2 separate regions of the Homo sapiens genome follow, and region 1 is linked to region 2. A link is an interaction called in ENCODE POLR2A ChIA-PET data of the cell type or tissue named here. Cell type or tissue: PC-9. All regions are shown on one strand. Links, peaks and the distances in the headings refer to the core of each region. The heading gives the core; the rest is flanking DNA.

Evidence for each region. Peaks named below come from ENCODE experiments on the same cell type or tissue, not always from the same donor. Only the 100,000 strongest peaks of a DNase experiment are listed, where the experiment ranks them.
Region 1: POLR2A ChIA-PET joins it to region 2 with 5 read pairs; 6 of 35 experiments call an interaction of 5 or more read pairs at or near these places.

The regions. Positions count from the first base shown.
Region 1 is chr15:85,508,254-85,524,911 of GRCh38, forward strand. AKAP13 (A-kinase anchoring protein 13) reads left to right here. Exons shown (of 37, transcript NM_007200.5): 3 at 13,175-13,322. Among named protein-coding and RNA genes, the nearest start is that of AKAP13, 140 kb to the left of the region's middle. In PC-9, for the core only: no CTCF peak of the experiment used is centred there; no DNase peak of the experiment used is centred there.
Region 2 is chr15:85,599,495-85,616,152 of GRCh38, forward strand. The region is part of intron 8 of AKAP13 (A-kinase anchoring protein 13); the gene reads left to right. Among named protein-coding and RNA genes, the nearest start is that of LINC02883, 150 kb to the right of the region's middle. RefSeq lists enhancers at 12,477-12,646, 12,926-13,095 and a silencer at 16,639-16,658. In PC-9, for the core only: no CTCF peak of the experiment used is centred there; DNase peaks (open chromatin) are centred at 8,127 and 8,557; H3K4me3 peaks cover 393 bases; H3K27ac peaks cover 2,907 bases.

The sequences.
Region 1 (16,658 bases), core at 4,770-8,769, 93 kb before region 2:
CTACCTCAGCCTCCTGAGTAGCTGGGATACAGGCATGCACTACCGTGTCTGGCTAATTTTTGTATTTTTTGTAGAGATGGGGTTTTGCTGTGTTGCCCAGGCTGGTCTTGAACTCCTGGGTTCAAGCAATCCACCTGCCTCGGCCTCCCAAAGTGCTGGGATTACAGACGTGCGCTATCGTGCCTGGCCTTGTGTAGATTTTTTTAAAGGTAAGGGGTTGAAGTGGGGAATTCCAGCCCTCTGACGGGGGTGGTGGTACTGCTGGCTCTTTAGCTGAGTCCTCTATCGTGTTTCATCTGGACCACTCTTGATAGCTTCCTAAGTGGTCTTTCTGTAGTTTCCTTGCTCTGTCCTGTTCTCCGCAGAGGAACCACAGTAATCCTTTGAAACATGAATCATGTCACTCTTCTTTTCAAAACCCTCCAATGGTTTAGCATCACACTAAAAAAGAAAAAGAAAAAGAAAAAAAAATCCATATTCCAACCTCGCCTTCCATCCAGTGTTCATTCATTTGCTCCTCCAGACTGACCTTTGCTATTTTTTGAACACGCTGAGTTTGTACTTCCCTTGCACTCGATATATTCCCTTTGCCTTGACTGCTTTCTTTATCTTCCCTTAACTTGCTTCATTCAGGTTTCAGCTCAAATTTGCCTTCCTTGGAGGAGCTTTTCCAGACCACCCTGTCAGGAAAAGTATCCTCTCATCCCTATTTCAGACAAACTTTAACCCCTTTATGCTGTCTTACTCTTTCTAATAGAACTTTCCCTCTAATGTTACTTTCTATAATTTGTCTTACCTGCTAAAATATAAGCTCCATGAGGGCAAAGGGCCTTGTCTTTCATGTTTGAGGCCTAGTTCTTAACAGTGTCTGACACATATTACAGTAAGTTTTGTAATGAATGAATTCATTTTGCTGACAAAATGAGTTTCAAGTGGTTCTTATCAGGGGTCTGTAGCTATTAAGTGACTGATTCTGATTCTGTTTCCCAGCCTCCATTTTTATATTTCACTACCATGTGTGGCGGCTGATACCTTGTTACCGAGTAGCATGTTGCATTTAAGAAATAGTGAGTGCTAAATAATATTAAAGATTTTTGTGCATATGCTTGCTTTGTAATGGTATTGATTTCCCAGAGAAACGAAGCTACTCAGAGCCATTCATGCTACTTTGAGGTAATACTAAAGGACCAACAGAACAGGATAGCTCTGTTCAGTGATTTAGGATTTTAGATTTTTTTCTTCTGGTAGGATTTCTGTTTTCTAGCTTGATGGCAATAACATCATATATTTACGTTCTCATCCTAAGGAGCCTTGGGGTACTGCTTTGCTGTGACCGTGCCTTATGAATTTGTCTTTCATTTTCTAGAGCACTCCACTAAATTAGGCAGCACAAATGTAACTCATTTATCCTATAATTAAATTTTGTGATATTCTCCTTTTGAATGAATTCCGATGTAAGGAAGGCCAAGGGATAGCACTTCAGGGTATTCACAAAGTTAGAAATACAAGGTTTGTGTTTCTTTGGGGTTTGCTAGTGTTACATGACATTTTATAAGCGTCATTATATCCAGTGTTTAGAAACTCTCAGGTCTGAGAGCTGAATGGTTTTGGATTTAGTTTGTAGCCTCTGTCACCTCCTCCGACATGTCACCCCTGTCCACTGGTTGCAAATATCATTTCTTTCAAACATAATTTGAAATCAGGTGAGAGAGAATCGGTATTCCTCAGGCTCCTTCCAGGTGACCTGTGTTTGAGAAGACTGTGGGAGGCCTCCCTGCCCTGCGTTTTGCTCAGGCAGTCAAGGGCCTCCTCTAATCCCTGCAGTCCCTGGTCCTTGCTTCTCTTACTATGCTTTTGATACAGCTGCAATTGTTACCTTATGTGTCTTTTTCCCTGAAGAGGCTGTGTACAAAGATGAATGAGATGCAGTCTCTGGCCCAGCTTCACTGTAATGGCATAAGCTTTCAGAGAGTATGCGCCTGCTCGAGGTGATCTGTCTTGAGCTTTGAGCAGCACTGGGCTTAGACATTTCTCCACAGAAGTCTTTTTGGTCATATTCTTCAAGGTAGAGTTTGGGCATTCATCTCCCTGTACCTAGAGAAGTCAGTATATGTATTAATATAGCATTTGTTATATTACTAATAAATGTATAATTATATTAGTAATACATTTTATTGCTAGTATACAATTATTGAAGTAATAATAAAAGGAAATGTTTAAAGTAACAAAATATTTTCAGATATTTTAAGACTCATTTACCTGTCAACATGATTTCATATAATGTTTGTATTTTAAAAAATGATCCCAGTAATGGATGGCAGTTCTATATGTATATTTGCTAGCAGTAAGTCATTTGAAAATCCTTTAATTAATGCAGGCTAGGTTTCCACCTGATTATCACAGATGAACAATTATATCTTGTCAAGATTGTATCATCCTGAAAGGCTTTCATAGTTACCAAGGGTGTTATTAACAATAGGTGGTTAAAATAAAGAGAACTCTGAAATATTTTAAATGGTGTGGAATTGAGTGTATCATGAATCTGGGAAGGGATCATTATTTTGGTTTAGCAAATGAGCTTTCTGAAACATTTGAAATGGGAAACAAGTATTTTAAGTTTTGGCTGCAGAGTGCTCACTTGTGACTGCCATTAATAGAGAGAGATATGGCAAATCCCATGTTTTTAGGTGGCGCTTGAGTTTGGGTTCCTCTTGGGTCCATAGGGCCATTTCTGGGTTCAAGGCACAGGAATAGATAGATGAAAGATATGTTATGAAAAAACCCATTTAAGGCTAGAGAAAAAAAAAATTTCTGAGTTTGTTGCTTTTCTTCAGACGTCTCTCTTCCATTGTTTGTTCTGAGGATTTCTTTTTAAAAAGTCATTCCTTTTAATGCTGCAAGACTTTTATATCCTTGCCTCTTTTGGCTTTGCTGATCCTCTCTTCTCTGATTTCTCCTCTTCTCGGACTGGCCCTTCCTTGTTTGGCCTGTTTCTCTGGATCCATTTCTTCTTACTGCCTTCCCTTGCTGGAACACCAGCGTCTAGTCATTGGCTCTCTATTACCACAAACTCATCTACAGTCAAGGTTTTAGTTCTTAACTTAGTGCAGGTTGACTTTCAGATCTGACTGGCCAGGCTAGCCCTTTTTTGACAGCTTGCCCTGTTACCTACCTGTTGGATATAGAATAAGTACAAATATCTATCCTGTCTACCCTGCTGATACATGAAACTTAAGATTCAAAGCCCCATCATCTTATCACAAATTATTCCCACAAGCCACTAGTTTTCCTTAGAGATACCCCTTTTTCTCTTAATTCTGCTTGAGGCTTACTATCTTCCAGTCCCATCCAGTCACTTGTCATATTTCATCAAATTATTATTATTGTTAATTTGAGAGACAAGGTCTTGCCCTGTCCCAGGCTGGAGTGCAGTGGTGTGATCATAGCTCACTTAGTCTGCATCTCCTGGCTCAAGAGATCCTCCCACCTTGGCCTCCCCAGGGGCTGGGAGTACAGGCATGAGCCACTGCGCCTGGCCCAAATTATTTTTAACAGAATTTTTTTCTCACATTTATTATTTTTTTAGATTGGTAGATCTTGCTACCATGGCAGTTAAGCACTTTTAACTTTCTCACATTGTGTTTTTGTATTATTTTCTCCAAATGGTTTCTTTGTCTCTATTCTTTTTCCTTCTTAGGACGTGACTGTGAGAGAAATCTTTCTGGAATATTTGCTGCCTTTAACACCCCCTCACCCCCCATTTTTCTTTCAGTATATACCACATAAGACTGTCTTTTTTTTTTTCTTCGTCGCCTACACAGGTTCAAGTATGAATCTTTTGGCTTGCCATTAATATTCGGCATAAGCTCATCTCTGCCATCTTTATTTACTCAGTTATGGAACAACTTCCTAATGCTAGATGGGCCTTGTGTGAAGTTTCAAAAAGACAGTTTTTGCTTTCCATAAGCCTCAGGTGGTGAAGAGAAACATGTACAGCGCAGTGCACATAATTGCACATCTCTCTGACTTTGTCACACGTTTGGACCCAAGCAACACGTTTGGGTTTGGGTTTACCGTGAGTGTAAGCAGACCTCTTGCTTCTCCTCCCTTCTCCACCTCCAGACTCTTCCATCTTTCTTGTTCTTAGCACCCTCTTTCTCCTATACCCTGTAGTCCTTCGATGCCTGCGACTTGCTTGCTATGTAACATGTTCCTTCTATCAACAATGATCTCTTTACACGTATCTCTTTTTTCCCCACACCTAACTGTGTCTCCTCTTAACTTCAAGGTCAGGATATAGAGGAAAGAATACAGACTTAGGAATCCTACTTGGATTTGAATTCCCGCTTGACCCCTTCTAGCTTTTTAAAGGCAAGATTTAAAAAATACTCTCGGCTACAGCTTTCTCATCTCTAAAATGGAGATAAAGATACCTTGCAGTATTTGCAAAGCACCTCAGTCAGCCCCTCACCTGCAGTAGGCATTCAGAAAATGCAGTAGTATGTGCTGACTCATCTTCCTTTCTCACCTTTACCATGCTCCTACAGTGTTGACTATTTTTATGTATGTATGTATGTATGTATGTATGTATGTATGTATGTATGTATGTATGTATGTTTTTGAGGTGGAGTCTCGCTCTGTAGCCCAGGCTGGAGTGCAGTGGTGTGATCTCGGCTCACTGCAAGCTCTGCCTCCTGGGTTCACGCCATTCTCCTGCCTCAGCCTCCCGAGTAGCTGGGACTACAGGCACCCACCACCATGCCCGGCTAATTTTTTTGTATTTTTAGTAGATGCTCCTGCCTCAGCCTCCCAAAGTGCTGGGATTACAGGCGTGAGCCACCGTTCCCGGCCCAGTGTTGACTATTTTTGTAATTTTAGTTTAGTGATAAAAACGTCTGTGGTGTTGTATTATTTATTTTTCCTAGGTCCTCGGGTAAAAGGCGCTTGTGTGAGCATGGACAGGCTCCATGCTCTCAGAGTGAGGCTGAAGGAACTTCTACATTTGCTGTTAATGATAGAGCTTTCTTCACATCTGTATTGATAGGGCTTCCCACAACCCCAGCCCTTAATTTATTTTAAAGCCTTTTTACAGTTTTTTGTGGGAAGCCTTGGAGGTTTTACAATTTTTTATTTTTATGTTTTTAAAACTTTTAATGTGGACATAATTCCAAAATATTAAAAATATTAAAAAATAATTTTATAAAGAGTTTTCCAAAAGTAGTACAAAGAATACTCATATATTCTTTACTCAGGGCAACACCTGTTGTTAACATCTTACGCCATTTGCTGTATCATTTTCACTCTAGCGATTTACCTGTAGGCCGACAATTTTTTTCCTTAATTATCTGTCAGTAAGTTACATGTATCCTGGCTGTTTATTTCAAAAATGCTTCAGTATGTATTTCCTAAAATAGGGATATTCTCCTTTGTAATCACAGCAGGGTAGATACTGCTCTTTAGTTGTCATGTCTCTTAGCCTTCTTTAATGTGGAACACGTCCACACCCTTTCTTTATCTTCTGTCTTTTCCGATTTTGAAGAATACAGTGCCCTCTCCTCTTGCTTAATAGACTGTTTCTCATTGTCCGACGTTTCCTTGTGATTAGGTTGAGGGCTTGCATGCTTGGTCAGAGCACTGCATAGGTAACCTTGTGTCTTTCTCAGTGTGTGACTCTGGAGACACATCTGTCATCTGTCTTTATTGAGATCTTTATTTTGATTAACCTGTTCAGTGTATTGGCAGATTTCGCTGAATGAATTCTCCTTTTTTTTTCTTTCTTATAACTAATAAGCAGTCTTTGGGGAGACACTTAAAGACTGTGTAATATGTATGCTGTTCCTCATCAGAATCTCCCTCTGGATTGAGCATTCATTGATAACTTTTTGCCAGAGTGAATCTTTACCATATGTTTGCGCAGTGATAATTTTACTATTCCAGCAATCTCCCCTCTTTAAGCAGTCAGCCCGTCATTCTGTGATACTCATAGGAACTCCCTTCTCTGCTGTATAATTTATCTACTGTTATTAATATGGACTCATGACTTCCTATTTGTTAAAAAAATTGTTTATAATTTATTGCTGTTCTTGATTGTGTAGTCTTTAAATTGTCCCAGGTTTGTACAGAGGAAGCCACTTGAGTCTGGCTTCTGTGTCCTTAAGACATGGCCCCATCGTTTTTTTGAGCACTTCATTGTTTTCTGTCAAAACAAGATATTACAGTCTCATCTTATAGATACTCTGACCCAGGCCTGGAATCAGCCAAGTCTCTGAAGGGACTCGGTTCTTTTTATTGGAGAATGGTATTAGTGACCAATGCCTGTACACTAGATAATATTCATTGCTACTGAGTGTTCCTCTGTTGTGTAAGCCTTTAATGAAATTGAACACTGGCTGCCATGAGTTGCCAAGTTAAAATGCCATGACTTTGCCTTTTAGCCTATGGAAAAGTTGTAGCTACCTGTCAGTGTTTGGTTGTTTTAGCAGAGTAACTGGGCAAAGTGTTATCAATTGCCTATCAATTGTATGTTTAAAGGAGAGAACGAAGATAGTTATGTGAATACAAGCAGTGTTGGTTAATGAGATTTTGAGGGGTTTTTTTTTTTTGGTACTGTAATAATTGCCACCTCATGGAAAGGTAATACCCTGTAATAACACTCAGTTTTTATTTAGTTTACTTAACTCTCTTGTTTCACTTTTCCCAAATTTGCAGTGGGTATAAATCCTGTCATTTTGTCAGACTGGGAAATAAATTTGGGAAGGCCTGTGAAACTTTTAAGATTCTGGATTGAAAGGTAGTTTTTGTTATAATTTCACAATTCTTGGAGCCTACAAGAATGTCTTTACATAAAATATGTGACTGCAAGATATAAAAAATAAACTCAGGAATCTAAATTTTATACCTTTTAACTTCAAATATTTGATTATAAATTATTTGAGCAGATATTTCTTGGAAACTATTCTGAAATAATTTCAAGTTTATAGAAAAGCTGTAAGGATAGAACAGATATTACATCTTATAAACTTTATGCCCCTATTTTCCAACTGTTGACATTTTGCCATATTTGCTTAATCATTCTGTCTCTTATCATTTCTTTCCTGAACCATTGGAGAGTAAATTGTAGGTCTCACGTCCCTTTACTCCAAACGCTTTGTTGTGTGGTTTCTGAGAACAAAGGTGTTCTTTCATAACCACGGCACAATACCAAAACCAGGAATTTTAACATTGGTTCCATGTTAATCTGTAAACCTCATTCAGATTTTGCAAGTTGTCCCGATAATATCCTTAATAGCAGCTTGTTTTTATTAAGTATTCACTCCAAAATCATGTGTTGTGTTTAGTTGGCAAATCTTTTTAGTCTTCTTTACTCTGGAACAGGACCTCAATCTTTGTCTTTTGTTAATGACATTTTCTGAAGAGTTACAGACCATTTTTTTACATAGATGCCCCTTCAATTCAAGTTTGTCTGATGTTTTCTCATGACTAGATTGAAGTTATGCATTTTTGTTAGGAACACTGTAAGTGATGCTGTGTCCTTAGTGCATGCTATGTGAAATGTGATGTTAGCTTATTTCTCTATGGTTATTTTTCCTTTTTTTTTTAAATCATTTGATTCAGGTGTTATCTGCCAAAGTTCTGCTTTCCCCTTTGTTATTTATAAGCCTTAAGTGAGCATTTCTCCAACATCTTTGTTGTGTTTTTAACAACTTCTTTAACATTTTAAACATCTTTTCTGTTGTCCAATTTTTAACAACAAAGATGTTAAAAATCAGAAAACTCAGAAAAGCACATGGTGTATTAAAATTCCACCTAGGAATAACTGCCATTAAAGTTTTGGTGTCTCCCTTTCTGTCTCTTCAGATGCAACTTACTAGTCTAGACAAAGCAGGTTTCTCAGTGAATAAAACATGCTCTAATGGGGTGTACATCCTGGCACATTATAATAGTAGTCATTTATTGAATATTATGTGCCAGGCACTTGATATAGGTGCTTTCCTTTTATCAATCACTTAATTCTTCAAAACGACCTTATGAGATAAGGTTGATGATTCTTGTCCTCCATTATGGCATAAGGAAGTTAAACAACATACCCCAAGTTAAACAGATGTAAAGTGATATACCATACTGTGATAAAGACACAGGCAGGTTGGTGTCAGAGATCATCTTCTTAATCACGGTGATACACTAACAAGTTATAAACTAACAAGTTAACTTAAAGTGGTGATAATACTGAACTGCTGTGAGGAGAACTATGATGACACTGTTACCTATAACCTGTGATGGTTTGTACTTGACTAGGGTTTTGTCTTATAGCAAGACCTCCATTCTTTCCGTAAGTGGTGATGTCTCTTAAATGGGCCTGCCACGGCCTTCCTTGGTCCTCCCTGTGGAAATTCTCCCCTTTTCCCCTCTCCTTCCCTTCTGCTGACCTGTTCTCAGTGGTGTGCTGGTTAAAAAGAAAAAAAGAAAGCCCTCATTTATATCATTTGCCAATTTCAGTGGTGTAAATACTCCCATAATGGTTGATTTCAGGTATCCACACCACATTACGAATACAGATTTGACAAGAGATGTGAGTTGTGAAGACACGCAGCAGGACACCATTATGTGGAATTTCTGCTGTCTGGATACAATAGATACAAACTTTCAGGGCATGGAGAATAGTATGTTGTGGTAAATAATTAGAAAGTGATAAGTTTTGAGTATTTATGACATTTGTTTTTAATGCAGTTTACTTAGTTATAAGCCTATATCATGTAATTTTTAATAATGGCTGAGTTTAACAGCTGTCTTGCAGAATTCCTGAAAATTTAACAATGAGCACTCATGAGCCTACACAAGCCAGCTCCAGTATACCACTGTGATTTCTTTGCTGCTGACTGGGCCCACCTTTGAAAATCTATGGCTGACACTTCCTTACTATCTAAGATGACATCAGTGCCATCCTGTCTTTCACTCTTCCTCCTACAGGGCTTTCTATCTCATTCTCCTAATCCATATCTACTACCTTCCCTGTTCAAAGCCCATTTCTTTCCATTCATCCCTGCACTGTAATTTGACTCTTCCCATCCCCCAAATACGTTTCCCTTTCCCATCACACTTTTTTTTTTCCCCCCATCAAGTTACTTTTCCCAGTTAAAGGAAAGCCTCAGACCACTAGTATCTTGGGACATGGAGAGTCTCCCAGCAAGATGTTGGGTCTTATGAAGTGAGGAAATCTTTGGTCTAGAAAAGGAAAATACGTTCTTAGAATTCCAGGGTTGAAATCTAGGTGAAAAGATTTTTTTAAACTTAATATATAAAGGAAGTTACAGTGCCATTATTATAGTATGTAGCTACTCTAAGAATTACTTCAGGATGGGGAAAAGTGAGACCATGGCTACCATTTAAAACCCCATTTTAAAGTAACTGTTTTATAAAAACCTGTTTTTATTTGCAAATAAGTGATTTGATAGGTGATATTTTAGAACACAGTTTATTTATATGGGGGTGGGGGGAGCTAACCTATATTTACAGAATAAGGCCTAGTATAGAGGTCTTTTCCATTAGTTTTTGTGTCATCTGTCAGCAAAACTAATTAGGACCCTGAAAAAATTGTCAGTTGCAGGGATACATTTCTCACTAATGAAGAAACATGGAAAATATCTGTGTAAGGGGATCACGCTGTTTCTTAAGTTCAGATTATTGGAAGAGGGTGGTGATGTAGGTGTGTACTCTTCCTGAGGTTGGGTCAAACTAAAATGATAATTGAGAATGTCTTGAATATTGCCCTTGTTAATAAGTTGATCTATTTTATTTTATTTAGAAACATGGCAGACTTGTTCACTGTGTAGCCAGACTGATGTGTCTATTTATTCTTGTAGGCTGGTCTTTCCCAGGCACAGCAGAATAATTTATTAATACCAGGGTATTCTTTAAGGATGGTAGGATTAAAGCATCATGACAAAAATTGTTACCTAGATCTGTTTTTCCTTGTTATTTTTTCATCACCATTCTACTCATTTAATCTTTAAAAGCCATCTCAAGTAATAGTAGGTACCTGGTTCTACTGGAGTAAAATGGGAGTTAGTGGCTGAAATGCAGTTTGTTATTTGCTGTCAGTGACTTTATCAGTGTGCAGAGAATACTCCTTCAAGGAAAACAGGTAATTTTAATTCCAGGTGCCTTCGGAATCTAAATTTCAAGAGGCTTTGAAATGAATGGAGCTTCTGTGTTCTCTTCTCTTGAATATTTTGGGCATAAGGTAGTGTGACTTAATATTAAAAACAAACAAACAAACAAAACAACAAAAAAACTACAGACCAGGTGCAGTGGCTCATGCCTGTAATCTCAACATTTTTGGCAGGCCAAGGCTGGAGGATTGCTTGAGTTCAGGAGTTTGAGACCATCCTGGGCAACATAGGGATACCTGATCTCTACAAAAATTTAAAAAGCCAGAAGTGGTGGCGCATGCCTGTTGTCCCAGCTACTTGGGAGGCAGCAGGGGGAGGATCACTTGAGTCCTGGAACTGCAGGCTGTGGTGAGCCCTGATTGTGCCACTGCACTCCAGCCTGGGAAACTAAGTGAGAACCTGTCTCAAACAACAACAAAAACCCAATTAAAGGTATGAAAGCAATTTAAAACTTACTTGTAAAAAGAGGTTCATATTGAAAGCATTGCTAAAAGGATTTCATCTGCCTATAATTAGCCACCTCCTCTGTCCCCAAAGGAAGGCCCAGACTTCACTAGTATCTTGGGGCACAGAGAGTCTCCCAGCAAGATGTTGGGTCTCATATGAGGACAAAATTCTTGATCTGGAAAAGGAAGATATATTCTTAGAATACCAGGTTAGAAATCAAAGTGAATTTTTTTTTTTTCCTGTAAAAGTCCAGATAGTAAATAATTTAGGCTGTGGGCTAAGTTCTCACGTAATCATTACCTTTTATGGCCCATTGTAGTGCAAAACTAGCCATGGATGATGGGTAAATGAATGGGTTGGGTTCAATTAAACCTTTATTTATTGACAGTGAAATTTGAATTTCATGTAATTTTCACATTAAAAGGATTAAAAGGCCTTCTTTCTTCCCTAACCCTAACCCCCACACCCGCCCCCACAAAATGTAAAACAGGGGATGGTGGGAGGCTGGAATTGACTTGTGGGTCATAGTTTGTCAACCTAGTCATAGTTTGTCAACCTGTGCTGCAAAGGATGGAACTTTTTATTTGTACTTTTTTCAGGCTGTGAGGATATTTCAGTACCTTGAGAAATGGACTCTTCTCATACACGCTGCAAAAACATCTTTTTAACTGGTTGCATCATGCCAAAGAAGATTACACATTTTACCAGGCTAAGCTTTTCAAAAATGTTTCCAAGAGAGAGTCTTATAAACAAGACAGAAGTCTAATTCTGAGTAGTAACTGAAGTCAGTGATAATTCTGTTTTACCAGCCGTGATATTCCTTGGATTAGGATACTGTTGAATGCTCCACTGTGGTAGTCGTAGTAGTCATGGACCCACTGGAGCATTGTTTGTTAATAGACCTGGTTCCTAGGTTTGACTTGATGATTTTTGCTTTTTAGTGTTTAGTAAAAAACTACCTTCTGCTCAGTTATGCTGCTGGGCTTAGTAAATTGTGACCACAGGGTGGTATGTTTCTCTTGTTGGCTTTAATTGTTGCTAAAATCGAAAGGAAAAATATTCTGTACATAATGAGAATTTACTCCCCTAATTATGATGCTAAAATGGCCCAGCCTTCTCTAGATTGATTTTTCTATAGTGCATTATTAAGATTTATATAGTATTAAATCTCAGTGCTTTAAACCTTGATGCTTTGTAATCTTTTGTTATGGTTACAACAGGAATTATATAGTTCGTAATTGGGAGAATGCTAATAATTAGGACTGTATTTCATAGAATATATTTAGCCACTGGCCTTGATTTAAAAAAAAAATCAATATATAAAAACTACTAAAGAGTATTTGCGGCTGGGTACGGTGGCTTACTCCTGTAATCCTAGCACTTTGGGAGGCTGAGACGGGTGGATCATCTGAGGTCAGGATTCGAGACCAACCTGGCCAACACGGCGAAACCTTGTCTCTACTAAAAATACAAAAAAATTTAGCTGGGCGTGGTGGTGGGTGCCTGTAATCCCAGCTACTCAGGAGGCTGAGACATGAGGATCGCTTGAACCTAGGAGTTGGAGGTTGCAGTGAGCTGAGATCACGCCACTGCACTCCAGCCTGGGCAACAAGAGGGAAACTCCGTCTCAAAAAAAAAAAAAAAAAAAAAAAAGCAACTGAAAGACAAAGATGTCTTACCTTCTAGTAGTTGCAAAGTCATAGACAAAGTTATTGGCTCAAGATTTTTGTCTGATTTTATGGGATTAATGTAGGGGTGGATAAAGAAGAGTAGGAATGTCAGATGGTCAGGAAATACAAATTATTAGAAAAGCAGCCTCCTATTGAAATAGGTTAAAAATATTATAGACCGAGAGTTGAACATGTTCCAGGAGCTTTCCTATACAGTCATGTGTTGTTTAAACTATGGGGATACGTTCTGAGAAATGTGGTATTAGGTGATTTTGTTTGTTGTGCAAACATCATAGCATATACTTAACACAAACTTGGATGTTGTAGCCTGCTGTGCACTTAAGCTGGAGCCCAAGCTCGTCTTCTTTGCACTCTACCCTTTCCAGGCAAGCCTGTTGCTGGAGAATGTATGGACTTGGTAATGATTTATGGGATATAGAATTTAGAGAATTATTGTCAACTGGAACACAGGAGTTAAGGAGCATTCTGAGTATAAGGATGTGATCATTTATTATACCCCCTCCATCCTCTCTGCCTTATTTTTGGATTTTCTTCTATGTCTCCCCCTGCCCCTCCCCTTTTTAACCCATTCATCAAGTAAAGTTTTCCTTCATCTTGTTGATTAACTTACTTGTCTAATGACCTCCACTAAAATGTAAGTTTAAAGAAGAGAGAGCGATCTTATTTTCAGGTTCATTCTGTATTGTGAATGCCTAGATGATTGCCTGGTGTATAAGTGCTCAATCTTTATACTTGTTTCAGCTTACCAGAATGGGGGCATGGTTTAGATGATAAATTTGATTTTCCCTTAAATATGATGTTTGATAAAGATAGGCTGCGAAGAGGAACCTTACTAATGTAAACTTGCTATATTGTTTCCTTTCCTAGGGTGATTGTGTTGTTACAGTGCTGCTTGCTGAAGAGGACAAAGCTGAAGATGATGTAGTGTTTTACTTGGTATTTTTGGGTTCCACCCTCCGTCACTGTACAAGTACTCGGAAGGTCAGTTCTGATACATTGGAGACCATTGCTCCTGGTAAGTATTTGAATGGGATCCTTACTAGCTTTTCCTAGTTCTTAAACCCTTTTATTCGATGTTTATGAGTATAGAGTGACAGGAAGAGTGAAGTGTAGACAGTATAAAAAAATTTATTAGTTTATAAAGCAGTTTGAATATCTGGTCCTGCTGGTATTGGAACAGATTGCCAGTTTTTTATTGCTGTGCCATTTTATGTATATTACTGTTATGTCGGCCACCTACCAAATTCTGTAAATTATAACTTATTTAAGAACTGGGATTATGACAGTTGAAAGCTGTATTTATCCTCCTACTTGGCAAAAATGATGTTGAAAATTCAAGGATTTAAAGATTCTAGAGAGTCTCTAGGTATATTATTGCCAAATTTTTATGGACAGGGAATAAAAGAAGGTAGTCAGCATAGATACCGATTTCTTTTCTGAAGAGTATTAGATATCCTTCCTTGTAACCCACAGCTCCAGTCATCTTGTTTCCTGTGATGTATATCATATCAGAAAGGCTTTTCTGGAACTTGAGGTCTGCTCTCTAGCAGGTACCATCCAGTATCACCATTGCTGAACATTTATTATGTGTTGGTGATGGGGAGAAACAGCTTCTTAACCTAGGTATAATCGATCAGTCCGTGACTCAGTTCTCATTAGGAAAGGAATTGAGGTAATTTTTATAAACATAATACTTCCTATAATAGGAACACTTTAGGGTTAAAGTTCGAGGGCTGTGTGTTTATATACCTGTGTGTGCATATATATCTAGAAAGGGCATATAAGTAGATACAAGGAGACTGCAAGCAGATATAAGGGAAAAGGCAAATACAAAAAGCATGGCCTGTGTCCTAACTGTGATCCTCAGTCACAAATCCCAACAAAGTCTGTTCTATTGGTGGAGAGGGATGTACCTGGAAGCCCTTATGCCTTTACTGGTAAGGTCCTTAAATTAGGATGGGCAGCAGGCAATTACTTTCTCAGAGTCACTGAACTTGTATGACAGCCTGGAGCTCTAAGTTTGTACCAGATCCTTGTACATTGTCCTCAGCCTCCCTTTCTGAGCTCTAGTTCACATTTCTTCCCTTGACTTTGATTCTAGTACCACTTTATATATGTCTATGTAAGTACCCTTGCCCTGCCTACCCAAGCCAAGCAGAATGGGTATTAGACTCTGCTCCTTTCCTCTAATTTGGTCCGAATCCTCAGAAATCATTCCTGACCCCTTTGCTTTGGCCCTGTAGTCCTACCTAGTACCTGGCTTTTCTTCTGTTTTCTGCTAATCATCTCTCCTCTTAGCCACATTTCAGTATTTTTCCATCATGCTTATGAGGTCAGATACCAGCCACCCCCCCCACCCCCACCCACACCCCCTCCCCCCGTCGCCCCCATCCCATTGGCCTGAATGTTCTGCTTCCCACCTGAATTTAGTCAGGCAGCTGATATGAGGTGCCTCATCACAGCAGAGGTAACAGAAGGATTAGAGTCCTTGAAAGACCTTTTTTTACTTCTGGAAGGCCAAATGCAGAGTAAGGCAACACTTTAACGTGTGAGCCTTTGATATGTGTGCAAGGGTACCAGTGAGATCCTTAGTTGGTATAGTAGAAACTCTGTTAACTAAGCAAAGGAGATTCCTGACCGGACCCTATTGCTCTGCTTATCACATATGAGATTTTTCTGATTACTTGTCTTTTTCAGCTACTGTCATTTGGCTTAGTTTGGTAATTTATTGTGGAGGGGTAGAGATAGAGGCATTTTGGGGGTTAACTTGTTTTGCATTTCTTGTTTATAACATGGGGTAAATTCTTTAGCCTGGACCTAAACTTCTTTAAATCTGCCTTTGTGGACTTAGACTTGTGTGTTCCCTTCCTTCAGGCCCTTACTCAGTATCACCTCCTCAGTGAGGCCTTTCGGTCCAGCTCATAAAAATACACAGCTGCCTCCTCTCCACATTCCCTATCCCCCTTTCCTGCTTTATGTTTCTCCATTGCACTTTTCAACTTCTCACATATATTTTACTTATTTATCTTATTTATTTTCTATCTGCCCCAACTAAAGTGTCAGCTTTATGAGGACAAGGATCTTTGTTTGGTTTCTTCACTGGTATCTGCTAAGAAGGCTGTTCTAGGAAACTGTCACTTGATAGAACAACATTTCACACATCCAGCTTCCCAGAAGCTGCTCTTCTAGAAAGATGTGTATGTATGTGAATACACCCACACTCGCACTCACACGTAACCCCCCTCCCCGCCCCCCTTTTTTTGTTTTTTAATAAATTCAAAAGAGTCTCTGGCTTCTTGAGTTGCATTTTTAGCTTGGAGAAGGAATACGATGATTTTTGTGTACCAGTTAGCTGCATTGATAGCCTCAGATTTCCTGTTTGCTGAGGGCAGTGTTAGATTAGTCAAGAATCTGCATGGAAAGTCCAGTCTTCGTGGAAAGTCCATGCAGTGCACTGTGCATCCCAGTTCCTGGATAAATGTGCATGGTCTGTTTGTTGCAGCAGCTACTGCCTGCAGGGATGTCTCTGCACTCTTTGTGCTTACGTGTGGGACTAGCTCTGCAATTTCTAGTCATTTTGGCTAAGAGAAGAAAAAGAGCTTTGTGTCTTGTTCTTGTCCCCCACCCCCCACCCCAAGAAGGAGTCTTGCTCTGTTGCCCAGGCTGGAATGCAATGGCACGATCTTGGCTCACTGCAACCTCCATCTCCTGGGTTCAAGCAGTTCTCCTGCCTCAGCCTCCTGAGCAGCTGGGATTACAGGCGTACCACCACACTTGGCTAAATTTTGTATTTTTAGTAGAGATGGGGTTTCACCATGTTGGCCAGGCTGGTCTTGAACTCCTGACCTCGTGATCTGCCCACCTCGGCCTCCCAAAGTGCTGGGATTACAGACGTGAGCCACCGTGCCCAGCCTCTTCTTGCTTTTATTATTATTTTTTTATTTTTCATGTTTCATCCAGATTGCTGGCTCTGATTTTTCTTTGAGTTCTCTGTATGTTTCACTGTGTGTTTTGTAACATTTTAGTTTTTCCTAAAACCAAAGGATTGATTAACCTTCAAAAGGCAGCACTTTTTGATGTTAGTCTGTAACCTTTTATCAAATCAATATTTCCCTAAATAGAGTTGACACACAGACATTCTAAATTATCTCCTAATAAATTGTTTTGACTTCGGATATTGAAATTGCAGGCCCATCTCCCCACCCATCTCAGTTTTCTCTCTTTTTTTTGCGTGTTTTGTAATAAGTCCTACAATGAAGTGTGTGTGTGTCTGTCTGTCTGTCCCTCCCTCCTGCCCCCTCTTTCCCCATTCCCCTGTGTGTGTGTGTGTGTGTGTGTGTGTCTGTGTGTA
Region 2 (16,658 bases), core at 7,001-11,000:
TCCTGGGTGTCAGAGTTACCGTGTATCTCTACCTACTCACTGGTTTTGGTCTCATCTTGGGGAGCTACTGTGCTTCTAGCTGTCCCAGAAGGGGGGAGGTGGGAAGCTCATCAGTGCCTAACAATGCCAAGTTTTCTTTGTTTTATTCCTAATGGGAACTTATACTGCCATTTGTCTGTTTCTTGGCATAACTCTTTGGGAAGGAAGAGGGGTTAAATAAAAACAAAATAATGCATACCTTTTATGAATATTATCTCTGGGCTGGGTGAGGTGGTTCATGCCTGTAATCCTAGCACTTTGGGAGGCCAAGGTGGGAGGATTGCTTGAGCCTAGGCATTCAAGACCAGCCTAGGCAACAAAGTGAGACCCCATCTCTATTTTTAAAAAAATTAAGAAATAATATTATTTCTGAATTAGTCTTGCTGTTTTTTAAAACTTGGAGTCACCCTATTGGTTAGATAATACCAACCATCTATTAGCAAACAAACATCAAGCTGCCCTGAAATATGACTGATGTGGAGTGTTGCCTTGATCCTTCCTCTTTTATTAAGGCTGGTTTGTGGGAGCTTGGAGCAGGAAGAAGGGAGGTAGCAAAAAGGACAGAGAAGGTGAAGGAGACCTTTAATGTGGGGGTTGGGGAAGCAAAAGGATAACTAAACATAAGCCTCTTGACAGCATCTGTGACCGACCATGCACCAAAGCCATGATATGGCAACAGCTGTGTAAAGGCCCAAGATGTTTAATTCTTTTAGCAGTTGTTCCTGTAACTTCTTGTGGTGTATCACCCCAGCATAGAATGGGGAAGATGGGAATAGCTTAGATTTAAAAAAAAAAAAAAAAAAAGGCTAGCTTACTATTCTTCCTCTGAAAAGCGTTTTATCACATAACCAACTAGTTTAGTCTAATGGTGGAAGATAATAGCACAAATCTAAATAAATTAAAAGTACGAATTGTTAAATATTTTTAAAAGCAGGCTTTTACTTTTAGATATACACAATTACTTGGAGGAAATTTCAACAGCTGCTGCTAAGTAGAGGCACTGCTGGGCCATTTTTAATGTAGTAGACAGGACTTTAAATATTGACATCCATTTTCACAACACAAATGTTCCTTTAGGAAATTCTTTTTAATAAACAAATAGTAATTAAAAGATTTAACAAATGCATGACATTAATTTTAAATTTAACAAGATAGCCTTTTAAAGGAATATATTCCCCTACCCAGCCCCAAAAAGCATTTATGTCCTGATGACCACAATGAATAACTGAGCTGAAGAAACAACTTGTCTTTGTCAGGGAGATAAAATTCTTCTGCCACGTTTTTACCTTCCATTCCTTAGCATTGTGTCTGTGGCTCTTCCTAATATCACTTTCCCCAGGAGTGGGAAGACCCTCTTACAATTATTGGAACATTTCCACTGTAGAACCTGTGACAAGTTAATCTTTTTGGAATGGCAGTCAGATAGCTGGAGGTAAAGCCTTACGTGCCAGATCTTCTACTTTGACACCTTTGCTACACTATATTTCTAAAATATCCATGTACTTGGCTGACTTCTTAAATGCTGAGCAAAATTTATCCTTGATGGCTCAGAATTATTGTTATGAGGGTATCTATTACTATTATGTATTAAAATGTACATTAATGGGCACTAATCCGAGTAATAATTCAGGAACTTGCATTAAAAAGAGTTACTCATGTCAGTTTACCATTTGCCCTGGTCTTTCAAAAATGCAATGAGACTTATTCAGCCATATAGTCCCTTAGGAAGTACCTTTCAGTTAACTTCATTAGCACATAGGTCATCAAAAGTCTTTTCCTAAATAATTTTATTTGCCCTTCAGAAAACCATCTCTGTTTATTGTTCTTGCTGTAATTACTCTTAATTCACCAGCATCATTCATAATGTTATGAAATTGTTTAGACCTAATCTCACATATAACTAAAGGCATTAGCTTTCATATAGTCTGTTAAGTTAGAAAGCTCTCACCCAAGATTCTATCCTTTTCCCCCAAAATAAGAAAAGCTTTTTTTCTCTGAGACAGTAAATTTAACTTATCACATTAAACTGCCAATTTAGGGAACTCATACTCTCATCTTCTCTCACCTGAATTCTTTGTGTGTGTGTGTGTGTGTGTGTGTGTGTGTGTGTGTGTGTTTTTCTTCCAGCTATTCTTGTATTCCTTATAACCCATCAGTTCTCAAACTCTTTGGTCTTAAGATCTCTTCACATTTTTAAAAATTAAGAGCCCCAAAGAGCTTTTGTTTATATAGGTTATATCTAGAAATGTTTACTGTATTAGAAGTTAAAACTGAGAAATTTAAAAAATGTTTATTAATTCATTTACTACAATAAACTAATCATTATTAAAATTATATTTTTATAAAGATATTTTTTCTACAAAAAATTACTTTTCTACAAAAAAATTTAGAGGAGTGGTATTGTTTTAATTTCTGACTTAATATAAAATATTTGGATTCTTACATCTTTCATGCATTAAGCCTATTGCAATATATTGTTTTAGTTGAAGTATATAAAGAAAATTAAGCAAATACAGGTATATGCTTAGAAAAGGGAGAACTACCTTAATAGTTTTCTCAAATAATTGTGATATTCTTTGATACTAGATCAGAATTGACAAACAGTAGGTTCTTAAAAGCTACTTTCGGTATGCAATCTGAAATCGTATCATTGAACTTTTTGTACTCTGTCTCACTCTGTCATCCAGGCTGGAGTGCGGTGGCACAATCTCGGCCCACTGCAACCTCTACCACCCAGGTTCAAGGCATTCTTGTGCCTCAGCCTCCCAAGTAGCTGAGATTACAGGCGTGCGTCACCATGCCCAGCTAATTTTTGTATTTTTAATAGAGATGGGGTTTCTCCATGTTGGCCAGGCTGGTCTTGAACTCCTGATCTCAGGTGATCCTCCCGCCTCAGCCTCCCAGAGTGCTGTGATTACTGATGTGAGCCATTGTGCTGGGTCTGGTCTATCTCATATATATATATTTTTTTGAAACGGAGTCTTGCTCTGTCACCCAGGCTGGAGTGCAGTGGTGCAGTCTTGGCTCACTGCCACCCCCACCTTCTGGATTCAAGTGATTCTCCTCCTGCCTCAGCCTCCCCAGTAACTGGGATTACAGATGTGCACCACCACACCTGGATAATTTTTGTATTTTTAGTAGAGACAGGATTTCACCATGTTGGCCAGCCTGGTCTTGAACTCCTGACCTAGTGATCCGCCCGCCTCAGCTTCCCAAAGTGCTGGGATTACAGGCGTGAGCCACTGCACCCAGCCTATCATACTTTCAATGAATCTTTTACTCATGCATAATTTTGTAAAATCCTACATTGGTCATTTGGAAAATATTGATTCACTGAGTAATACAACTCTTCCAAATGTTGAATGTTTCATTCTACAATATCAGAAACTCAAATTTGTTAATGTTACTACTAGTCTCATCAGAAATGTCTTTAAGTATTTGTTAACTGGCAAACTCATAGTGACGACTACAGGCTTTCCAGAATTTTCATTTTCATTTGAAGTCTGAATTTTATCAACTATAAATACTGTCAGTTGTTTCCCTTGAGAAGCAGGTTCTAAGAAAATAACCCCAAGTTCTGAATAACCATTATTTGTCAGTCATTCTTTTAAGTAAAGTGTTGTTTCCTGAAAAAAGCAGTTTAGCTCACAACATAAAATAACTGTACAAGTGATTTTTCTCAAGACAGGCATCACATCACATACACAGAAGTATTATGTGTTTGCTTCCCATTTTGTCACACAGAATTTTAAAAAGGTGTGTACTCAGAGTATGGCAGTGAAGACTATAATGACTCCTGATTCATTCTGGCACCAATGCCTTGGTTTGTGCTAAGGCACCATCAGTGCAGATGTCAACACAGTAAAAAGGCAAGTAACATCTTACCATTACTATGAAAATAGTTTTGATCACACAGACACCCTGAAAAGGTCTCCTCAAGGTTTTGCAGACCGCACTTTGAGAACCACTTTGTCTAGCCCATGTTGCAGATTCTTGCTCAAAGTAAATTAAATAGCTCCTTGGTTTTTAAACTTTGTGATGTGGCATACATGGACTTTACAGTCTGTCTCTGAAGATTACTTGTACAGTCCCATCAGCTATACTTTTTCACCCCACAGTCCAGCTGCCAGCCTCGCCAGAATCCCCTTATTATTTGAAATTTATTGTTGTATTCACTCAATGTATTCTGTGCCTGAAATGCATCTCTGGAGTCAACATGGGTACCCTTTCCTTCTTTAAAGCCCTTCCCTGATGTGCAGTGTTACCTGTGGTGTCCTCTTCGCTCTCTCAGGCCTCCTGTTATACTCTTCTCCTTCCCCACACTGGAACAGACCCAGTGGAATTGCAGTGTATCTCATGTGCCTCACTAAGTACTGCACTGGGAGCTCTGCCGCCTCCTGCCAGTGACTCTGCTTCAGCCATGTTTTCATGCACAGTGACTTGTCACATTTCTCACACATGGCAGACATTTATAATGTCTGATGTGTGTTGAGTGTCTCAAAAGAAAAAGGGACACAGGAAGAACTTCAGCAAGGTTGATATCTAGTTAGTTGACAGTTTTTTGTTAAGTATTGCTTCAGCGAGCTCTACATAAGGGGATACAGTATTTACTTCATTTATTATTTTCTCTCCTTCAGGGCACTGACAACCTTAAATAGGTCACTTTAAAAAAAATAACTATTTCCTATTTACATAATAAATACATTTGAAGATTTAAGTTTTGTAAGTTGAGGTTGAAAAGCTGATTTAATCACTGTGGCAGGAGTTGCAGCTAAAAATTAGGTGAAGAATAGGAAGGTCCTCATTGATAACCCATTAAAATGAGTATTTAGGACTGAACCAAGAGAGGTGATTCATCTTTCTGTCTGTATAGAATTTGGATAATTGACTCAGTAATGAAATGGAACCAATCAAAAGCTGCTGCTGCTGCTGCTTTTTTTTTTTTTTTAAGTTGGAGCCTCGCTCTGTTGCTCAGGCTGGAGTGCAATGCTGCAATCTCGGCTCATTGCAACCTCTGCCTCCCGGGTTCAAGCAATTCTCCTGCCTCAGCCTCCCAAGTAGCTAGGATTACAGGCACCTGCCACCACTCCCAGCTAATTTTTGTATTTTTAGTAGAGATGAGGTTTCACCATGTTGGTCAGGCTGTTCTTGAACTCCTGACCTCAGGTGATCCACCCACCTCGGCCTCCCAAAATGCTGGGATTACAGGCATGAACTGCTGCACCCAGCCTTCAAAGCTTCTTTAGGTTCATCAGAATGAGAGTTAGATGCATAGAGCCATTAGAATTCAGACCCAGGAAAACCCTACTTATATGAAAGAAAGATTAGGAAGATTTGGGAAGTTCTTCTTAACAATAAACCATATGCTAAGCTCTTGAATACCACTGATGTTTACTGTAACATCTTCATAGGGCAGTCAGAAGAGAGATGTTAATAATCTATAGATGGCTAGTTGGAGGGACAACTTACATGTTTCCTGCTCAGTGCTGCACTAAGAGCTCATGGGTGCCCCTGGTAATAATTTATGCTCTTAATCCCCATGGATTACCTAATTTCCTAGATAAACTATTCCCGACAGTCAGCGCTTTGCAGGGCTTCTGAGCCATTAAACACACACATACATCCCGTTATTTTTTGAGAAATTATCAGAATGCTTTCATGAAACTTCGTCTCGAATAATTTACCATTTTGTGGAGAGGATATTTAAAAGTTTCACTGGGAACAATTGTAGAACATTCATATAAATTCCAGAGGGAGATATTTGCACACTTAGAAAGGGTCTTTTGCAGGGACATGGATGGAGCTGGAAGCCATTATCCTCAGCAAACTAACACAGGAACAGAAAACCAAACACTGCATGTTCTCACTTATAAGGGGGAGCTGAACAATGAGAACATGTGGATGCAGGGAGGGAAACAACACACACTGGGGCCTGTTGTGGGGTGAGGTGGGAGGTGGGAAAGCATCAGGATAAATAGCTGATGCATTGCTGGGCTTAATACCTGGGTTGATGGATTGATAGGTGCAGCAAACAAACATGGCACATGTTTACCTATGTAACAAACCTCCCGAGTCATGCACATGTAGCCCGGAACTTAAAATAAAATTGTTTTAAAAAGGTACTGGGATATAAGCTTATAAATAATTGTGAACAAATAATATAAAAATCAATATGTATTTAGACATATCTCAAGGATGGATAATTTTATGGAACCCACCCAAACTTCCATTTATATTTTAAAAAAGCATTCAGTCTTCAAGCTTATCAAGTTGTGTACTTTAAATATACATAACTTTTTGTATTTCTGTCATGCCTCAATAAAGTGGATTAAAATTTTTAAAACAGCATTAAGGGTAGACAGAATATCCTCCATTTAATGATAAATTTCTGATAGATCTCATGTATTTATAAGGTCTAACTACTAGTACCATTTGTTTGTAGTGGGCAGAGTGGATGCCCTTTAGTGCATATCTGTGTGTCAGATATTTGTGGTTTATTTTACATTTTTAAATAAAGGAGCTTCTGAATCTAGATTTTCTGCACTGGTTTGATCTACTTTTTTTTTTTTTTTTTTTTTTTTTTGTTGAGATGTAGTCTTGCTCTGTCACCCAGGCTGGAGTGCAGTGGCATGATCTTGGCTCACTGCAACCTCCGCCTCTAGGGTTCAAACAATTCTCCTGCCTCAGCCTCCTGAGTTGTTGGGATTACAAGTACCCACCACCACGCCCAGCTGATTTTTGTATTTTTAGTAGAGAAGGGGTTTCACCATGTTGGCCAGGCTAGTCTTGAACACCTGACCTCAGGTGGTCCGCCCACCTCAGCCTCCCAAAGTGCTGGGATTACAGGCATGAGCCACAGTGCCCAGCCTAGGTTTGATTTACCCTTGAGCATAGGTTCCTTTACCTGAAAGATCCTTTTCAGATATGCATATTTATTTACACAGAAGCCATTTGTTGAATGCTAAGAAATCCAAAGAAACAGGAGATGTCTTGTTCCACGAGACTTGTACAACAGGCCCCTACTTAACTGTGATAATTGATGGATGAGTGCTAACACAGTTCTAATGGAGTCAGAGGCAAGATAGGCCAGTTTTTTGACTGAGGTGTTTGGTGGAGGCATCATGGGGGTGACTACAGTTGAAGAGATCTTAAAGACTTTTCCGGTTTTGCCTAGACTGGGAAGAACATCATGGCAGGGTCAAGGACATGGAGGCAGCCAGGTGTAAAATAATCTGAGAACAGTAAGTTGACTTGTGTGACTGAAGTAGAAGAATCTTGCAAGGAAAGGTGAGAGAAAAGGCCAGAGAAGTGGTCATGGTGCAAGGCTTCTTTCCCAGGATCACCTCTCAGAGCTAGATGCTCTTTACCCCAATGGGTCACACTAGTATTTCAGCCTTCTGGGTGGGGATTGTTTCGGGGACATTTTAAGTTCAATCCAAATTAGGCACTTGGGGATTGGCCAGGAAAAATCTATAAATATCTGTCGTTTCTTCTTTCCCTTTGCCTCAGATGAAGAGGCTTTTTTCTTTTTTTCTTTTTTTTTTTTTGAGACTTAACTCTTCCATCTGTGTTCCTAGTTCTATCTTGGCTTTTAAAGAAGTACTTCTTTGTAAAACAGCTTCAGATACTTAGTAGTTCCTTTATTCTTAGTTTTTGAGGTAGCTCCCTACCTTCTCCAGTTATCAGATAATCAGAAGACTTCACTTTTCCCTCTGCTTTCCTTTGTCATGGTACAAAATAGATCCAGAGGGGATATGGTAGTCTGATTGAAAGGAAAAGTGTTTTGTTCTTTCCATTCTGACTTGAGTCAGAATTTACCATAGTTACTTGGTTTTATTTTATATGCACCCTTGTAGGCTGACTTAAATACCTCCTTTTAAAAAATAAGACAAAAATGTAACATACATTAATTCATTTATTGCTCACACCTTTTTTTTTAACCATTTGCCTTTATTTTTATCCCCATTTTGTAGGTGAGAAACTGAGGAACAGAAAGGTTTTAAAACTTGCGTAAGGCAGCCTAGCTCCAGAGTTCATGCTTTTAACCACGATGCTAGCTTAATAGAGTCACTAAGCTACTCATTTGTCCCTTCATTTCCTTTGATGTTTCCTGTATGAGACATCTCTGCTAGTATGTATTTAAGTAAAGGAGCATTCTCCACTCTTTAAACATATTTTTGTGATAACCCTTCCAAAGCAAATGTTCACAGTGTAATCTAAGGTAAACAGTTACATTGTACTTTCTTAAAAATTTCCAGAACATTAAAATATGTGTTCTAGTTAAGTAAAATTCTCAAAATACAAGCTCCAGATAATAGTCTCTGAATGAACAGAAGCAAGTTTATTGCTTTGAATATGAGTGAATGCCAAAATTAACCTGGCAGTAGTGTTGACAAATAGGCTTTTTCATGAAGAACTTCTTTCTTTTCCCCTTTGCTTTGTTTTTTTGGACAATTGATAAAAAGAGCAAGTTGTACCTCTGCATTTTTTGGAGCGCATGACTGTACAATGGTGTATATTTGCCTGGAGGGATGAGGGAAGTCTTCCATGGGAAGCTGAGTCATTTTTTGGCTTGTCTGACTGTGTGACTGTGCTAGAGCTATTCTTTTTTTGAAGAGAAAAATAAGAAGTCAAGTAATTTCCTAAAGTAATACATTTTTATTTTATGTGGGATTCATATTTTCCTTGGGTTGTGGTTATTTTGAGCAGGAGTTTTTGTGTCTGGCCAGGAGTATTCTTCTAATACAGAAACTACTTCAGACAAAATTATTTTCTCTCCTTGTTTAATAACTAAATTTGGTCAGCCATTGGAAGTCTTAGGGTTGTGATTGTGGTGGTAAACGAAGACATTATTAGTTATTCATCTCACCTTGGATGTATCATACCATTTTTGGCACTCTGGAGAAATTTAAGAAATGGCTGTTGCCTTTAAGGCAATTATTATTTGCTTAGAATCAGACCAACATGCAGTAGCAATGAACAACACAGGGCAGGACACCATAGAGTCAGCAAGGCAGAGTCTAAGCCCCATAGTGGTTCAAAGGAGAGCGTTTTAAGGAGGGTTAGAGTAGGCAGAGAGAGCTGAATTGGGAAAGTAGAATTAAAGGATGGACTTTGACTAAGGTGGATAGGCGAGAGAGGGAATTCCAGAAACCATGATTGTTCTGAGAGCCGGGGGCCTTGAAGTAGGAAGAACCATATTCTGATTGTGGAACCTTGATACACAATTAGGCTTTATCTTGAAGAACAATAGAAAATGAGATTGGTTAAGGGTCATGGAGTAGTCTGAAATCCAGACAAGGGAGATTAGACTGGATGAAGCTAAAGACTTTTGTACTGCCTTTCTGAATGACAGCCTAAGTCATATCACTTCTTTGTTCAAACATCTTCACTGGCTCCCTATTGCCCCTGAATAGAGTCTTAAACTCTTTAGCATAACACATACACTTTTTTCATTTTTAATTGACACATAGTTGTACGTATTTATGGAGTACAGTGTGATATTTTGGTACATGTATACAATGTGTAATGATCAAATTAGGATAATTAGCATATCTGTCACCTCAAACGTTAATTATTTCTTAATGATGAAAACATTCAAAATCCTCTCTTCCCGCTAGTTTGAAATATACAATATATTATTGCTAACTATAGTCACCCTTCGGTGTGATGGAATACTACATTTGTTCCTCTTATGACTCTTTACCCATTGACCAACCTCTCCCCATTCTCTTCTCCCCATCCTTGTCCCAGCCTCTAGTAACCACTGTTGTACTCTTTATTTCTGTGAAATCAACTTATTTAGATTCCACATTATCAGTGAGATCTTATGGTGGTTGTCTTTCTGTGCTTGGTTTATTTCATTTAACGTAGTGTCCTCTAGGCTCATCCATCTTGCCATAAATAACAGGATTTCATTATTTTTTACAGCTGAATAATATTCTGTTGTGTATATGTACCACATTTTCTTTATCCATTCATCTGTCGATGGACACTTAACTTGGTTCTGTACCTTGGCTATTGCAAACAGTATACTAAACATGAGAGTGAATACTGATTTCCTGTCCTTTGGATATATACCCAGTAGTGGGATTCCTAGATCATACGGTGGTTTTCTTCTTGCATCATCTGTTTGTATAACCTATGCTGTTAATGCTTTTCCTACCTGATGTCATAGCAGTCCCTTGCATGAATCTGATGCATGTAACCAGACATTGTGCTATTCCTCTGTCATACCTGGCATTCATTAACATCTTTACCTTCACTCACACTCTTCATATGCAACACCCACCTCCTCTCTTCCATTTTCTCTGTTTCCTTCCGTTTATTTTAAAACAGCATCTTTTCTTTCTTATCACTTCAGCCAGAGATCCTCTTCCTTTTGCTGAAATTCTGCTTTTCATCTGTACTACCTACCCAAGCTGTCTTGTGTTTGTGTTTCATACAGTTGCTCCTGCTGTATTTTCTTTGAGGACTCAAAAATGTTTTATGTATTTGTATATCTCTCATAACACCTTACAGGGCAACTCACCTAAAACAGACACTTAAATATTTGCTGAATGGGTAAAGAAATTTGGCTAATATTCATTAGTTTGCTACTAATTGACCGTGGCATGCTGATGACAACGAGATCCCATTACAGAATTATGGTCAGTAAATGTCAGCATTGTTTCCTTTTACCTCATTGCCTTTGTTTTTTATGGAATGAAGTTTGTTCTTATTTCCATAGATGATCATATGGAAAAGGAGTTTCTCACTTGTTGCCTCTTCCCTTCTTTTTCCATTTCCTTTCCAAAACACTTGTCCACCCTGCCTCTCTCCTTCAGCTATATGAAACCTTTGTTCATATTCCTGACCAAGACAGCAGTACGTGTATTCAAGTGTTCTATTTTGGTTTCTATGGCAGGATCTCTTTGACACAATCAAAAGTATACAAAAGGATAGTCGTGATGCATGGAACTCACTTCTTGGTAATGGTCCCTTTTTCTCTGTCAGTGTTTTGTTTTCTTCTTAAAGTTCTTAACAATCTAAATTATTTATTGTCAGGTTAGTAATCTTATAGCAACCATTATATAAGGATTCACTTAAGGCATTTTCTCTAAAGGAAAAAAATGTCTTAAGAGAAAACTCTGAAGAGTTAGTATACAGATAGAGCTTAAGGGCCGGGCGTGGTGGCTCAGGCCTGTAATCCCAGCACTTCGGGAGGCCGAGGTGGGTGGATCACCTGAGGTCAGGAGATCAAGACCAGCCTGGCTAACATGGTGAAACTCCCCCGTCTCTACTAAAAATAAAAAAATTAGCCGGGCGTGGTGGCAGGCGCTTGTAATCCCAGCTACTTGGGAGGCTGAGGCAGGAGAATCACTAGAACCCGGGAGGCAGAGGTTGCAGTGAGTCGACATCGCGCCACTGCGCTCCAGCCTGGGCAACAAGAGCGAAACTCCACCCCCCCACTCCCCTCCCCCAAAAAACCTTAAGTTTTCCCCTGTGAAATAGTAGAATATTTAAATCCAGTTTTCATCAGTCTACAACTACGCCAGAACTACCCTCACCAAGATCTATGAAATATTTGCCTAGCAAAATCCGGATCTTGTATTTGCATGACGTTTTTACAGCATTTCGCACTGTTTACTATCCTTTCTTTGAAATACTTTCTCCATTTAGTTTCCTTGATGCCACTTCTGTGTGTTAATTCCCAAATCTGAATGCCCAACCTCAGCCATTCCCCTGAGTTCCAGTCACACACTTTCAACTGCCTACCATGGCTCTGCTCAGATATCTCTGAGATACCATGTCTCAGATTCACTGTGTCTAAAAGTGAATTCATCATCTGATCTCTCCCCTGCCACCTACTTCTGCTGCATTCCGCCCTTTACCTAGTTGTTCAGGACAGAAACCTAGTCCATCGTCACACTTCTTTTACTTCTGCTCCCACCCCAATGCCCAATATCCTGTTAATGTTAAATATTTTTGGACTCTCGGTTTCTTTTCTTGAGCTCTGCTTTCAGCAGCTGAGTTCACACTGCCATCATTTCTCACCTGACTTCTCTAACAGCTTTCTGACTCATCTGTCTCTAAGCTTGCTCCCTTCTGTCTTTTGAGCGTATTCCAGAAAAATATATTTTTGAAATACAGATGCGATCCTGCCTTTCCCTTGCTAACAACTCTTCGATTGCTTTTCCTATTGTAGCGACAATACACTTGTGAACACAAGTAACATGTTCAGCTGGGGCTGGCCTCATCCTTTGTCTCTGTGCTCTTTCTTCCCTCTGGGCCTTATGCAGTCTTCTGCCTGAACGTAGACACAGGTCAGTCTCTCTAGCTTTCCTTGCCTGCCTCCCTACAGCACCATCCACACATATACACCCTTTGCCTGGTTAATTCCTATTAAGTCTTCCATCAAGTCTCAGATTAGTAATATACTGTAAGGGCCAGTCTCAAACATGATTGTAATTATTTAATATCCATTTTGTTCACTGCCGTATCCTCGATGCCAAGCGTACATGTTTAATAAATAGTTGCCTAATGATTAAACTTTACTGAAAAGCTTATTGAAGATTTAGGGCAGTGACATGGAGTTGTACTATACAGTCCCAATAATGTCACAGATTTTCCATGTGAAATTTCCTGGTTGTTGTTGAAATTGTTAGTTACTCTATTTGCCATGTTTAGTGTTCTTGGCCCTCAGGTTTTAAAAGTTCTAATGTATCTTAAAAACATGTTAGGAAAATTTGACAATACATGAAACATTTATTATGCTTTGAATAGGTGCAGTTTATTATGTGTAAATTATACTTTAGTAAACCTGTTTAAAAATTACCTCATAATAAATACTTTTCAAGATCTAGATTACCATCTGAAATAGATTTTTTTTACTGGTGGTTTTGTCTGAATCACATACGCATTTTGCACTTGTATATATACCAACTATTTGGGTGGGAAAAATAGCATAAGGTTGTGAATTCATTTGAATTGACTATTTGATGGTATAGTTATCATGTTTAAGTAGATCAAGCGTGGTGGCTCACACCTGTAAATCCCAGCAGTTTGGGAGGCCGAGGCGGGTGGATCATTTGAGGTCAGGAGTTCAAGACCAGCCAGGTCAACATGGTGAAACACCGTCTCTACTAAAAATACAAGAATTAGCTGGGTAGTAGTGACACGTGCCTATAATCCCCAGATACTCAGGAGGCTGAGGCAGGAGAATCACTTGAGCCTGGGAGGCGAAGGTTGTGGTGAGCCAAGATTGTACCACTGCACTCCAGTCTGGGCAACAGAGTGAGACCCTGTCTCACAAAAAAAAAAGAAAAAAAGAAAGAAAAAGTAAATGTGGAGAGAACATATTCTTCTTACCTTAATGCCTTAAAAGGGATGCTATTATTTATAGTAATTTTACTCAAAAATTTGCACTTACGGGCTTCATGAAATTGGTAAGATTTCTACATGTGAGAAGAAGTTCTTGTGTCATTGTACTATTATGAAGTAGCTTTTGTTTTTGTTTTTGTCAGTGCTGGACTGTCTTATGTTCTTGTGGTCATGCTAAAAAGAAATGTTGTTAGAAGATTCAAAACTATGAGTAAATATGGCTTATAGTTTTATCAAATACAACAGTCTTTAGGATCTGGTTTTAAATAGACAACATAAATGGTTATCAAACAGTACACTGCATGAGTAGTGTCTCATTTCCCTTTTGGATAGCATTATTTGATAGGTTGAATAGGAGAATGCCATACATTTAGTATGTATTAATTTCAGGAAGAAGTTTTATTAATTATTCTGTATTGTATAGAAGATGGAGGTATGGGACTCAGAATTCAGTTGGCTTTGTAGCTGATAGACCAGCATTTTACTTAATCTTAGGAGTGCTGGGGCCGGGTGCGGTGGCTCACGCCTGTAATCCCAGCACTTTGGGAGTCCAAGGCGGGTGGATCACGAGGTCAGGAGATCGAGACCATCCTGGCTAACACGGTGAAACCCCGTCTCTACTAAAAATGTAGAAAATTAGCTGGGCGTGGTGGCGGGCGCCTGTAGTCCCAGCTACTCAGGAGGCTGAGGCAGGAGAATGGCATGAACCCCGGAGGCGGAGCTTGCAGTGAGCCGAGATCTCACCACTGCACTCCAGCCTGGGCAACAGAGCCAGACTCCGTCTAAAAAAAAAAAAATATATATATATATATATATATTAGGAGTGCTGATTGATGGACAGATGTCCTACCAGGGGAGGCTTTTAGTGATTTAATTCTGGGTTCCATCATTAGCCTTGCTCTTCAGATTTATGAATGATACAGAGTTTGGAGAAACAGCTGTTACTTCAGTGATGGAATTTAGGTTCACTATACTCTCTTAAGGCTAAAATGATAACTTTAAAACAAATGAGAATTTATTTGAGAGAATATATCTATACAGAAAGCTATAAAGTAGGTTTTAAAACAAAATCACAAGATTATAGTTTAAAGGAGACCTGATACTGTAAGTCACACTGAAAGAAAATATATGGGAAGTAAGTTTATTTCACAATAAACTTATTCTTCTAGCGGTGTAATATGTGTGTCAAGAAAACCAATTTGATCTTAGTTATCCCAGTGTGCACCATGTCAGAGGATTTTGTTTGGGGCATCCACATCACAAGAAGTACACTAACTAGAGAGCACTCAGGTATTCTGTTGTCTGAGGAGCCGTTGTGGGAATCATGATTCGAAAGAGAAGCCTGAAGAGGGTGGTGAAGCACGACGGCCATCTTTAAATATCTGAAATGCTGCCAAAAGAAATAATGAATGTTTGCTCCAAAGAGAAAAGCCAGATCAGTGTATCTGTTCATTTTCAGGAAGACTTGGGTAGCAATATCCAGAGATCTTTTAGTCTGTATGTTTGGTTTGTTCATTCTATTTTTGTAAGATATTACTATAGAGAGAAACTTTTAAAAAGTGGAATGTCAAATATTGAAATGTTGGCAGAGAAGTTGAGTCCGTTTAATGTAAAATTAAGAATCACTTGGCATTTTTATTTTTTAAAAAACATCTTTTTCTGTCCTTTAGCATTTATGTAAAATCAAATGTAGGGATATTGATTATGAGTAATGAATCCCAAGTTTTCTTTCCTCAAATACTAACTTTTCTCTGTTATAGTTTCATTTCTTGGGGGATTTATCAAGTGGCAAAATTAGATGTAGTGGAAAGACTGATTTACACAACTGAGTTTAAAGCAAATCTGTTTTATTAGCTGTGTGATGTTATATAACTGACTTAAATTCTAAGTGCTACTTTTCCTCATCTGTAAAATAGACAGTAAAATTTCACCTTACAGGTTTTTATGAGGAATCAATGAAATTGTACCTGTGGAAGCACCTGGCAAACAGGAGGTATTCAGTAAATGTTGTGGTTAATAAATCTTGCTCCAGAAGACTTGTCCTCAAGATTAAACTATCCTGTCACTTTTTCCCAACTGAAATTTTGATTCTGCCATCTCCCTTTCTTCCTTCCTCCCTCCTTTTATTTCACAAAGCTGTTGGTAATTTTAGTAGAATTTAACATTTGTGTGTATGATCCATGAGACCTTGTTCCTGTAAAGAGCACAAGTTTACGAAGATACTTTTTTCTTATATTGTTCCATATTAGTTTGTTGTTATTTTAATTGTTGCTATTATTGTCAGTTAGCTGCTGCCAGTTAAATTGTCTTAAGTTTTCTTCTTGCAAAGATAGTAAAGGGTTAAGGAAAGGAGCTGTTGGCTACTGCTTGCTACTAATTTGAAAAGAAATGGTGGTTATAGCCTTCTAGGTCTCTCCTTCTCCTTTACCCTTTTACTGTCTTGTAATCTTCAAATCTGTATGTTAGTGAATGCTAGGAGGGAACAGTAGACCTGCTTCTCCTGGAGCCATAGTACAAGGAAAGCCTAATTGGAGACGATCCTTTGCAGCCATTGTAAAGTATTTTCTTCTTTCACCTCTCAAATATTCATTTGTCTTATTTGAAGCAGTCTATTATCTAAGCAGACAGGAGTTGCTCAAGTGGAGGCTAAATGTTTTATCTGTATTCTAATACATTTTACCACCAACATATGTGTAACTCTGGATGGATCACTATATTTAAGTTTAGATTAATGAAAATTGTTGACTGTGGTAAACTTTTCCTTCCTTCCCATTTCATGTGAAGAACAAAGGTAGAAAGTGTCATTATGCAGGAATAATGTTTTCTGCAAGTTTTAAGAGAATGTCTCAATTCCTTTTTCTTTCTCCTCTGAAACTACCGTATCCCATGAACTATATGGCATGTGATAACTTCCTAGTCTCAGACTGGCAGTATATAATATTAGAGCAAGAAGGATCTTCAGATATGACCTAGCGTTGAATCTCTAATTTTTCCATTCTGGAAATCTTGGTCCAGAGGGTCAAACTAGTATCTCCCAAGTTGCTCAGTGAGATAATGGCACACCTAGGAAGACAAAGAACCCTTGATTTTCACTTAGTACCTTGTGTTCTCTGCAGAGAGTAAAATTGATCATTGATGAGTCATTAACCAGTGTCCATTCACATGCTGCTACTTTATGTTCACTTTGGGGTTTCAGGAAAAAATACATAGTAGCAGAAGATGAGCCCTACCCCTATCCCCACACCCCCACAAAAATA